2 separate regions of the Homo sapiens genome follow, and region 2 is linked to region 1. A link is a contact called in ENCODE Hi-C data. All regions are on one chromosome and are shown on one strand. Each heading gives the region's core, a stretch centred on a gene start or an enhancer-like site at or near the end of the contact. The rest is flanking DNA. Distances are from core to core; before and after follow the strand shown.

Region 1 (5,955 bases), core at 2,730-5,229:
GAATGGGCTTTGCAGGTGGCCACGTGCTTCTCGGCTAGAGGAAGGAGCATGCATGGCGCCTGCACAGGAGAGCCGCAGCAGCCTGCCCTCAGATTCTCCAGACTCGGCCTGTGTCTTTCTCCCTTGCCAAGCCCATCACGTAGGCCTTCACCATGATAAACCTTAGCTGTGTGCACAGCTGTGAGTCCTAGCAAACCCCTGAGCATGGGGGATGGCTTTGGGGACCTCCAGAAGCAAGTCTGTCCTGCTTACATCTGATCCAGGTCAGCACCCCTTCCTCTCTGGGCCCTGCTGCCCCAAGGGTTTCCACTTCCATGTGAGAAGCACGCAGAGCCGACTGGCAGAGGCCCCAGACCCACGGGGCCTCACCTAGGCTTCTCAGGACACAGCAGGTCAGGGTGTCAGCGGCGTTCAAACCAGAGTGAGTCCCATCTTGAATAGGCGCTGGGTGAAATGAGGCTGAAACCTGCTGGGCTGCCTTCCCAGACGGTTAAGGCATTCTAAGTCACAGGATGAGACAAGAGGTCAGCAGAAGACACAGGTCACAAAGACCCTGCTGATAAAACAGGGTGCAAGACACTGGGTAAAACCCACCAAAACCAAGATGGCGACGAAAGTGGGCTCTGGTTATCCTCGCTGCCCATTACACGCTAATTATAACATATTAACATGTAAGAGACACTCCCACCAGCACCATGACAGTTGGCAGATGCCATGGCAACATCAGAAATACCCTGTATGGTCTGAAAGAAAGAGGAAATCAGTTCTGGGAAATCCCCGCTCCTTTCCCATAAAACTCATGAATAATCCACCCTTGTTAAGCACATGATCCAAAACTACCATAAAAATAGCCAACCAGCCAAGCACGGTGGCTTATGCCTGAAATCCCAGCACTTTGGGAGGCCAAGGCTGGTGGATCACCTGAGGTCAGGAGTTCCAGACCAGCCTGGCCAACATGGTGAATCGCATGAACCTGGGAGACGAAGGTTGCAGCGAGCCAAGATCATGCCATTGCACTCCAGCCTGGGCGACAGAGCGAGACCCCGTCTCAAAAAAAAAAAAAAAAAATAGCCAAGCAGCAGCCCTCAGGGCTGCTCTGCCTATGGAGAAGCCATTCTTTTATTCCTTTACATTGTTAATAACTTGCTTTCACTTTACTCTGTGGACTCGCTCCAAATACTTTCTCGTGTGAGATCCAAGAACCCGCCCTTGGGGTCTGGATCGGGACCCCTTTCCAGTAACAAGGGTGAGCTCCGAGGCTGGAGTACCACTGCTCTACAGACCCCGCTCCTTCCACATGGGGCTCTTCATCACTGTCTCTACATCCAGCCCTCCATGGCCGCGAGTTTTGCATCTGCAGATTCAGCCAAACGCAGACTAAAAATATTCAGGAAAAAAAAAACAATTAAAAATAACATAGCCAGATGCAGTGGCTCACGCCTGTAATCCCAGCACTTTGGGAGGCCGAGGCGGGTGGATCACCTGCCTCGGCCTCCCAAAGTGCTGGGATTACAGGCGTGAGCCACCGCGCCCGGCCCAAAAATACAAATTTTTTAAATGCAGTATAACTATTTTTATAACATCTACATTGTATCAGGTATTATAAGTAATCTAGAGATGATTTAAAGTATGCTGAAGGATGTACATAGTTTATATGCAAATACCACACCATCTCATATCAGTGACTTGATATGAGATTTTGGGACTGATACGAGATATGGGATTTTGGTGTCCGTGGGTGTCCGGGAACAATTCCCCAGGGATGCGGAGGGACAGCTGTTGTATTGGTGACCGTGAAACTCTGATGATGTACCGAGTACACTAGAGGTACCCTGGGGCAACACAGTCTTCTTCTATTTCCCAAGCACAGGATGCTTCTCCCTCCCCATATTCAGTAAATATGAGCTGAAGGCCACTCTCTGGGAATTAACACAACACTCTGCTTTCGTCCCAGCCCCCCAGAAGCTCAGCAGCTAGCAAGAAAGATGAACACAAAGCCACACAGTTACAGCACGACAGCTGGGATCAAAGAGAAACACACGGTGCGGTAGGAGGGAAGCTCACTTCCTGGTAGAGGTTGTATAGTCACGGAAGGCTGCACGGCAGAGGCAGCATCTGCAATAGGCCTTGAGGGATAAGTAGGAGCTCACCAGGCAATGGAGTAAAAGGAGGAAGCGTGTGGCCCATTTGTGGAAGAGCATGAAATGGGTGTTGCTCGGGGAGGGCACACAAACATGAATCAACACTCTGTCCGTGCCTAAAGGGGCGCCAACTGCGGGGAGCACCATCGGCTCCGGAGGGCCATATCCAGCCACTCAGAGACAGTGGCCATGTTGCCTGGGCGGGGGTCTTGGCCACACCTGAGTCGTGGGCTCTGTGGGGAGGAGGGGCAAAGGGGGCTCTGTGGGGCCTGGGGGCAAGTCGGGCCTCTGGCTTTGGCAAGCTGTGCAGGGGGGCAGTCTTCTGGCCATGGACTCTCCCTAAGGCCCTTCCAGTTCCTGGACCCTGGGACTCTCTCTCTTGGGGTGGGGGCAGGTGTGGAAATGAGAGGATTAGAGGATGCATCTGTGTTCACACCACTGGGCCTCGCCGCGCGACAGTGCCCTTATGACCCTGAACAAGTCACCTAAACTCTGCACTTTGGTCCCTGCACCTGCGAGGCAGGATGAGGGTCAACTGTCCCCGACAGGAGGCTTGCAAGGGTTAGGTGGAAATGCTCTGTGGACTCTAAGCCTCGTATGGAGACAGAGGTATCTCCAGTGACCCTTCACTGAGGCCCTGAGGGGTCTTGGCCTGATCAGCTACTCCATGTGGGATCGGAAGGAAGAAGTCAGAGGTCTTACACACAAATCACGTCACTTACCCAGCATCAGACAGTTTGGAACTTTCCACAAAATACACGCATTCTTTCTTCTTGATGTTTTCAGGAATCCACGAACTGAGGCTTTCTTGCTGAAGGTAAAGACAGCACACTGAGATCTTCCAACATTCGAAAGAGCACACCCAGCCCCCTGGAGACACATCTGAGCTCCTTGAGGAGCTTTCACACTATTTGCTTGAAGGAAGGAAGCCTGCGCGACCCTGAGCCAAAGATTAGAAGCACCTTGCCAAGACTCTCCGGTGGGGATTCAGGAGGGAGGAATGAATCTAAGAAATCATTTCCTCTTGGGACCATTTTGAATGTGCGCGCACTTTACAGTTTCTACAGCACCACCACCTTCCTTGGGAACAACATGGTGTGGTGGAAAACGTGGAGGCTGGGGATCTGGGGACCTGGATCTTGCACCATCGGAAAAAGGGCAGCCACCCTCCTGCCTGCCTGGCAAGGGGACTGCAAGATGCCATGTGCTTTCAACATACTTGTGTCTTTGTATCCAGGGCTTTGGGGAAAGCTAGCCCAGGCCCAGGCCCTCCCAATCGGATAAAGGATGTGAAATCATTATGCAACAAGGTAAGCACGGGTAACAGATTTCCAGGACTCTAGCGCAACATTTTTGAGTTAACCCGGTGATTTCCCAATCAGACCAACCATGGGAAATGGTCATGCAACCCACAGAAGACGAGACACGCATCACCCTCCCCAGTTCTGTTCTCCCAAAGGTATGGTTGGGCAGGAGCCCCCAAGGTCAGCAGACCCTTTCCCACCCCCGTCGTCACAGCCTCAAGCTATGACCTGCCCAACGGTGACCTCCGTGGCCACGTGCCAACTGCAGGCTGACCAGCAGAAAGCCTACCTTGTCATTGTTGCCGAAGGGGCACTGTAGCCTCCAGCTCTTGAAGAGGCTGCTGTTGCTGCGCCGGAGATTGGAGACCATCCCCAGGTCAGTGACCCTTCTGGGCAGCCCCTCAAAGCCCTCCTCCTGCTCCGAGCCAGCTTTCCTCAGGGCTGAGGGCTCCATTCTGAGACCCCCACGCCAGCTGCAACCAGGCCTGCTGCCCTCAGGACAGTCCTCTCTCCAGCTCGCTACACTGGGGTTCTAGAGACACATGGGGTGGTTGCTGAAATAGATCAGAGACAGGAAGATGAGGCTGATGTTCTGAGAGGACCTGGCCACATGCTTCCTCATGTGAAGCCCTCATCCGGTTCTCTTCATCAGCCTGCACATGTTCCCAGCTGCCTGAGCTGTGTCCCTTGGCTGGGGCCCCCGGACACTCTGGGGGAGTACATGCACATGCGGGGGTCCCAGCGGCCGTTCATAATGGTAACAACCTCAGGTGACTGCAGGGCCAGAGAAAGAGCTCCCTCCCCCACGGGTGCAGCTGCACTGAGCACCGCACAGGGAAGTCTCCACCGCCAGCACCAGCTGCCAGCGACATGGTTTCGCAACTGTACAATTCTGCACAGCTCCTGCTTCCAGACACCAGTGACTACTTTCATATTCCAAAATTTTTTTAAATAGCCCTCACTGTCCACAAAGGAAGTTTCTTTTTCTTCTTGTTTTTTGAGACGGAGTCCCACTTTGTCGCTCAGGCTGGAGTTCAGTGACGCAGTCTCGGCTCACTGCAACCTCGGTCTCCCTGGTTCAAGTGATTCTCCTGCCTTAGCCTCCCCAGTAGCTGGGATTATGGGCGCCAATCACCACACCCTGCTAATTTTTTTTGTATGTAGTAGCAACAGGGTTTCACCATGTTGGTCAGGTTGGTCTCAAACTCCTGACCTCAGGCGATCCACCAGCCTCCGCTTCCCAAAGTGCTGGTTTTACAGGCGTGAGCCACTGTGCCCAGCCTAGAAAGGAAGTTTTGGGGAGTACCACATCTCTCCACTCCAGGAAAAAGACAATAATTCAAATGAATCTTTTTCTCTCATATCCTTTCCCCCTGGCTCTGATGTGGCCTTCATCACCGAGGCCACAAGAAGCCACCGGATGACTGCCCTCCCTTTACAAATGAGAAACATAAGCATGTTCAAGCCCTGCGGGGCCTCCCTGAGTCCCTGACACCCACAGTGTTCTCATGAGGTCATCCATGGTCATCCCCTGCCACTGCCCCAAAGGTGTCAAGGGGAGGGTTGCTGGGATGCAAAAGATCTGACTGGAATCCCCCCTCATCCCTGCCCTGAAACCAGATCTCTGGCCACGTCCTCTCCACTACACACGACGGTCACTGTCAGACAAGCCTTTGCTCTGCCGTCCCCTCATCACATTAGGTGACTGAGCCCCTCTTCGGGGCCACGCAGCTCGAAGCTCGGTGCCGGGCTCTTGGGGCTGAGCTACGGGCTGCTGTCCTGGGGCGGGCACTCTCAGGCAACCCCACCTCCCCCTCTCCCTCCTCCCCTTTGCCCCTTGGCCACACTCATTCCGAGACCCGTAAACTTCACTGGCAGGATGGCAGGGGTGCCCTGCCCGGCCTTTTCCTGCAGTTCTCAGAGCAGATGTTGTGCCGCATGCCAGTGGGGTCTTTCCAGGGCCATGAGCTGTCCCCGCAGCCACTGGCCCGGCTTCACAACCAGCTTCCGAGGGAAGCAGAGGGGCAGAGATGTCCCCAGTGGCAGGAGGAAGAGGAGGCTCTAGAGAGATCGCAGTGGCACCGCAAGGGGACCCAGACTGCAGGTGGCTCCCCAGGCAGGCGGTCCACCCTGCACGGGATGAGGATGGCTCCACGCTGGAAACGAAGACCCCAGCATCAGACGGGAGGGTCCACGGTGTGGGACTCTCTGCCTTAAGACCAGCATGTTCTGTTCACACGCTCATCTTTCAGGCAGCTGTCCACCTCAGCACAGCCCCTGGGGTCTTGTGCAGGTTCCTCTAATCCCAGAGGCAAGCAGGCCCTGGGAAGCAGGTCAGACCTGCTCCAGCACCACCCGACTTTGCAGGAGGCAGCCAGGAGCCCCTGTGAGCATCTGATGCCCGCTGTGGGGGGGCCAATGGCTCGACCCAGTGCCCAACAGGACGGGTGCCTCAGCCTCAGCCCAGGGGTGCAGAACCCTGAAAACCCAGGCCTGGCAACGACCTTCCA
Region 2 (5,955 bases), core at 1,898-4,397, 1.2 Mb before region 1:
GGGGGCTGTTTTTGTGTTGCTATAAAGGAACACAGAGACTGGGTATCATAAAGAAAATAGGTGTAATTGGCTCACGGTTCTGCAGGCTGTACAGGAAGCATGGTGCCAGCATCTGCTCCTGGTGAGGCCTCAGGAAGCTTCCACACATGGTGGAAGGTGACGGGGAGCCAGCGTCACATAGCAAGAGTGGGAGGAGGGGAGGGCAAGGGGGGGGTCCCGGACTCTTTTAAACAACCTGCTCTTGAGTGAGCTAACTGAACAAGAACTCACTCATCACCAAGGTGATGGTGCTAAGCCATTCATGAGGGATCCGTCCTCATGATCCAACACCTCCCGCCAGGCCCCACTTCCAACACTGGGAATCACATTCCAACATGAGATTTGGAGGGGACAGAGAATCCAAACCACATCAGTGTGTGTGCGTGTCTGCGCATGTCTGTGTCCATCTGCATGTGCACGTCTCTGCACGTCTGCATGGATCTGTGTGTCTCTGTGCATGTGTGTCCATGTATTAGCATTTGGTCCAAGCCTTGCTTCCAGAGCCACAGCCACCACAACAGCACCAGCTGAGGGAAAGGGCTGCTCGAATGCCACTGCCTCCCTATGCTGACGGGGACCTTAACCACAGGGACAGCCCTGCGTCTCTCCAGCCAAGGCAGAGGACTGGCCGGTTGGTCTCAGAAGGCAGTGGGTGGGCAGGGTCCTCATTCTCTGGCAGAGATTTCTTGGGCCTGGACTATGGGTGCTAAGGCTGCCGGGGAGTGGGGGCCCAGGAGCTGGGGATGGGGCACTGCTGTGGGGTGGGCTGCAGAGCCCACCTGAGCCCCTCCAGGAGGGGAAGGGGTCTCTGCGGCCTGCAGCCCCCAGACATCACTGTATATGGCTGGAGCCTACAGGCTGGAGGGCCGGGATCCACACTGCTGGGCCCCTGCTGATCCCTCCAACCCAGGGCTTCTCCCAGGGACCAGCTCTCCCTGCCATCCCTGACGCTCAGGCACTTAACTATTTGACAAACCGATAATGAAACACGCAAGGACGGGGACCGCTGGAGGCTCGTGAGGGCCCAAGCACAGGATCCATTCCCAGATGCCAGTGTCACTCCCAAGTCACCTGCGTTTGTAAATCTCTATTTTGGGTGGAGCCCTCTGGAAGCCCACGCCCCACTGTCTGTGGCCACTCCTCGCAGTCCTCAATGGAGGTTTCTGTAAGTTCTTCACGAGTCTCCTGGCTCTTCCCTCAGAGCAGCTGCCTCTAGATTACAACTGCCAAGTGCTGTTGGTGGCAGAAGCCCTACCTCCCCACTCCGAAGCAGCTCCTGCAGGAAACCTGGGCCTTGTGTGGCTGGGGAACTCCCAGGACTCCTGCCACGCAGGGGGACCCGAGGGCAGCTTGGGCAGGCCCCTCGCGGCCGGGGGCGGATTCGCTCGGCTACACCTGACCGGAGAGACAGGTGAGGGACTGGTCTTTGTGGGTCCTGCGGGGTCCCCTTGGGGCTGTGGCTCCCTGCCTTGCTGTCTCCAGGCGGGAAGGGGGTGGGAGCCATCCTTCTGTGGGAAGGGGTCTAGGAGCCCCGCTGCTGTTCATCCCCACTTCCCCTCGGCTTCCTGGCCTGTCCTGCGTGTAAAGGGAGCAGGCTGCCCTGGCGAGCTGGCCCCATGGCTGGCTCCTCTCTGCCTGGAGGGAAGGAAGGGCCCCTCCTCCTCCGCGTTGCCCCTCCTGTCTTCCAGCAGGGCCAGGTTCTGCCCACCCGTGGAGAAGGCCAGTACAGGGGAGAGAGCCAGGGCTCCCACAAAGCAGGGGGTCCCTCCAGGTGAGGCGCTCCATCCTGTAGTGTTCCCTTAAATTCTGCAAGCTACCCCAGATCCCCCATTTCCAGCCAACAAATCCTTTTTAAGTTCCTTTGAGATTTGTTCGTGTGGCTTGCTACACTCAGGACTCTGGAAAGAAGGCCCAGGCCAGAGCTTTGGGCAGGCGGCCATTTAGGGCAAGGGCCCTGTGTTGGCTTCCTGGTGGGGTTGCCCTGCTGGTGGGCGGGAGACCAAGAGCACCCCCGCAACACCAGGAGGCAGGTCGCGGATTGTGCTGTCTACACTCCGGAAGGGGTACATTCCAGGGGCTGCTGCCCCAGACTCACCCCTCGCCTGGGACCCGCACTCTTGAGCTGTGGGTACCACGGTGGCCGTCCCCTTCTGTTCTGTGCAGTGGACTTCCTGGCTCCTCCTTAGCCTTGGGGCCCCCACAGCCCTCGGCTTGGCTTCCCTCCCCATAGCCAGGCCCTGGGTAACTCCAGGGGAAAGTGACCCTGAGGCCCCCCACTTCTCCCCGTGTCCTGCACAGGCCTTGGGCTTTCGGCGGTGCTGTCTGCCGCAGCCCCACGCCTTCCTGGGAGAGTGGCCCAGGCCCCCCTTCCTGAGTGTGACTGCGCTGCCGTCTGCGAGGCCTGCGCGGGTCTCCCCCGGGCTGTCCCTGCTGGGATGGGGACTGGTGGCCCCGGGCCACGTCCTGGATCCGGCTTGCTCCTTGGTACAAGCCCGTACGGGTCACGGTCAGGCAGGAGGGCGGGCGGCGGGGTCCCGGGGGCGCCGAGTTCGGGGCCGTGCGGTCCCCAAGAGCAGGCTGTGCGTGTCCCTGTTGGAGCCCCACGAAGGCGGCCCAGGGCCACCCCTGAGGGCGCGTGGGCCCGACCCGCGTCCCGGATCCAGCTTGCGGCCAGGAATGCAGGTGTTCCAGGGTGCCAAAAGGAAAACGCACAAGGCCTCGTCGAGGAGGGGGGGTCAGGAGGGGACCGGGGGTGGGAAGAACGCGGGGGAGAGGGATGGCAGGGTGCCCGCCCGAGGGACCGACACCTCCGCGAGTGGCACCCCAGGATGCTGACGCCGGCGGGGGTGGGGGCCCGAGGGGCGGTCGGGGTCAGGGGGCGGCCCCAGGGGTAGGGCCGCAGCACGAGGGGCCGCGTGACCCCGGCGGTGACCGGGTGGGGAGAGGCCGGCGCCGGGGCTGGGAGACGGCCGTGGGTGGGAGGGTGCCCCGTGGGGACGCTCCTGCCGCAGCGCCCGGCCACGCGCGAGGCCCCGCCCTCAGGACGCGTTCGGCGGGACGGACCCGCCCACCCCGCAGCCGCGCGCCCGCCGCGCCGCCTTGTGGGCGCTGTAGTCCCGGAGTCCGCGTGCGCGGGGCCGGGTCCGGGAGCCCCAGGGCAGCCGCCCCGCCGAGTCGCAGGTACCGGTGGGGAACGGGGCCACGGGGCCGCGTGTCGGGGGCTGCGGGGTGTCTCGGGGCCCTGGGGTGAGTGCGGGGCGCGGGCCGAGGTTTGCAGGGCCCTGTGAGGTGAGTGTGGGGGCTGGCGCTGGGGTCCGCGGGGCCCTGGGGAGGGTGCGGGGCGTGGGCCGGGGTCTGCGGTCTGCAGCCTGGGGTCCGCGGGGCCCTGGGGAGGGTGCGGGGCGTGGGCCGGGGTCTGCGGTCTGCAGCCTGGGGTCTGGGGGGCCCTGGGGAGGGTGCGGGGCGTGGCCGGGGTCTGCGGTCTGCAGCCTGGGGTCTGGGGGGCCCTGGGGAGGGTGCGGGGCGTGGGCCGGGGTCTCCGCGGGGGTCGCGGTGGCCCGGGCGCCTGGCAGAACCGTTGCTGTGCAGCGGGTTTCCCGCCGCTCGCTTTCCGCCGCAGCCTGCGAATGGGGTGGGGAGTCCCGGCCCCCAGCCTGCCCTCCGCGTCATCCTGGGGCGCCAAGTCCCACCCCCGGGTCTGGAGGAAAGCGTGGATCCGGCGTTCGCGCCCAGGCACGTGTTGCTTCGGGACGGGCCAGCCGGTGGGTGAACCCTGCCAGCCACGCGTGGGGCGGGCCCCTGGCACATCTCCAGACCATTGTCTCCTGTGCCAGAAGCTTTGTAGGTGCAACTTCCCCTTGGAGCAGCTGTGGGTGCGGATCCAGCGGAGCAATCCCGAGGCGTCTCAGAGAGAGCCTGGACAGCCGCTGGAGCCTTTCCCGAGTGGGTCCTTCCAACACCGCTACAGCAGGAAAGCCATCCCCCTAGGGTCCTGTCCATCGGAAACTCCTGTCCTGGGGAGTCTGGCCTGCCTGGCCTCAGGACACAGGCCAACTAAGCTGGCCCCGAAATCCAGAATGCATCCAGAGGGAAGGTGGGATAAAGTCCTTGGAGGCGCCTGTTGGCCGCCCTGTAAAGAGGTGGCCTCCCCCTACGGAGACCCGAGGATCCCCGCACAGCCCAGATTCAATCAGCAGAGCCGAGGTGCCTCTGGCCCAGTGCACCTGCCTGCCCTGTCCAGGCCTGGGAGCCAGGCTGCATCTCACTGGCCGCCTTTGCCTGGGTGCCACCTGTGCACTGCTTGTTGCAATTGCTAATTGCTTTCTTTCCGAAGGGGCTTTGGTGGATTTTTATAATTCCAGATAGTACAGTTATCTCTGCTGGACACAGATGAGAAAGAGTGCTTCTCGGGTGTTTGGGCCTGCAGCAGTGATAGCCGGAGGGTCTAATTATGCTGTTAGGAACCCTGAACTTGGTCATCTGAACAGGGGTGGGAGGGTGTGCAATGCTTTCTTCTTCTTCTTTTTAAACTAGCAGGCGTTCTAAAAAACATAACGAACATTCTTGGTTAGCCTTCCAGAGTAGGAGCTGGTTTAAACACGGAATGATAGGTGGCGTTTGCTTGTGTTTTGATTGCGGGTCTCTGGCCTTCTCTGGTGCTTGGAAGGACAGGGCCTGGGTGGGGCTGGTCACTGTGGACAGTGGGGCCGGGGATTTGCAGGGGCTGTTACAACCTTCTCCTGAAGGCAGGGATTCTCTCTGCTTCCCCGTGGCCCTCCTGTCTGGTCGGGGACTTCCTTCAGATGCCGGGAAGAGGCCTCAAGCTGTATGGGACTGGGCTGGGGTCTGGACACTTGGAGTCTAGGCGTCCCCTGGCTTGGGGCTGCGTTTCTATGATGGTGACCAAGTTCCCTATCTTTCCTCTTGGAGGTGGTCTGGGCCGTGATGGCCAAGCCTCTGTCAGTGGGCTACGTTCACGGCACATAAGTTGAGTATGCTGGCAGCAGAGGCTGACTGTTAAGACCAGCAGCAGCCCCTTGCTGGCGGAGACTCTGGCTGTCTCTCCAAGGAAGGAATGTTCTGGTCGCTTCTGGAGGTGGCACCTTTCAGAACAGGGGGCCCAAGTACCCAGGGCTCCCGGGCCCCTGGGGGTCCTGTGGGTGGGGATCTGACTCCTGCGGCCATGGACTGTGGGCGCAGACCCTGGGCTTAGTTCAGCTCCTGATGGCTCCCCGTTGTCTGCGGCGATCTGGTTGCTCTGGTTGTCTGGGGATCGGTGCGCCTGTCTAAACCTGCTGACAGGTGGGAAAGTGAACTTGACAGGGAGTCCCAGGGCCAAATGGGTCTCCCAGTGGGGAGGAGTGGGTGCGGTCTGAGGTATGTCCAGCTCTACCCGTGGCCTCTCTGGGCATCAGGGTCCCTGGTGATGGAGCCCAACCTTTGTGCACTGATCTTCCCAGCTGTTGACAGGCCCTGAGGAGGCATGGAAGGTGAGGCCGAGGCAGGCGACCGTCAGATCTGCCTCGGCCTGGCAGTGGCCCCTGCCTGCGCTTCCTCCTGCCTGGCCGGCTGTTTTCATCCTGGCCCTTTGAGAACTTCTAGGGTCCTGGCTGCCTCCAATGGAGGGTGCTGGTCCCATCTTCTTCCCAGCTGTGCCCTGCCGTGGAGCTCCGGAAACCTCGAGGTTCCCCTAACCCTTCCCCCTCTTCCCTGCGGCCCCCATTGCAAGCCCACCAGCCTCTGCCTCTTAAGGGCTTCCCTGCCATCACCTATGTTCCTTTGTCACAGACATGAGTGTGTAGAGGTGTCAAGACGGGACCCCAGATGATGCTGATGGCTTTGCCTAAGTGGCCTGGGGAGGGTCTCTCTCTCTGGTCCCTGAAGGCCACCTTTTTCCTAAGCCTGTGTGTCAGGTTG

Evidence for each region. Hi-C counts contacts between places; a loop is a spot of excess contacts on that map. Pooled maps may share reads with other maps.
Region 2: a loop to region 1 is called in a map with no recorded cell type, with 4 times the contacts of the local background. The contact joins the promoter of SLC19A1 here to the promoter of TRPM2 in region 1. A Hi-C loop is called at or near these places in 1 of 168 maps with a recorded cell type or tissue (CD14-positive monocyte), 1 of 37 single-sample maps with no recorded cell type and 2 of 50 pooled maps.

Annotation. Positions count from the first base shown.
Region 1 is chr21:44,351,645-44,357,599 of GRCh38, reverse strand. TRPM2 (transient receptor potential cation channel subfamily M member 2) reads right to left here and starts at 3,979. Exons shown (of 32, transcript NM_003307.4): 1 at 3,735-3,979; 2 at 2,864-2,952. The coding sequence starts at 3,899. RefSeq lists enhancers at 3,504-3,553, 3,714-3,763.
Region 2 is chr21:45,539,632-45,545,586 of GRCh38, reverse strand. SLC19A1 (solute carrier family 19 member 1) reads left to right here and starts at 3,147. Exons shown (of 6, transcript NM_194255.4): 1 at 3,147-3,219. RefSeq lists silencers at 2,874-2,953, 2,994-3,303, 3,654-3,713 and an enhancer at 2,507-3,019.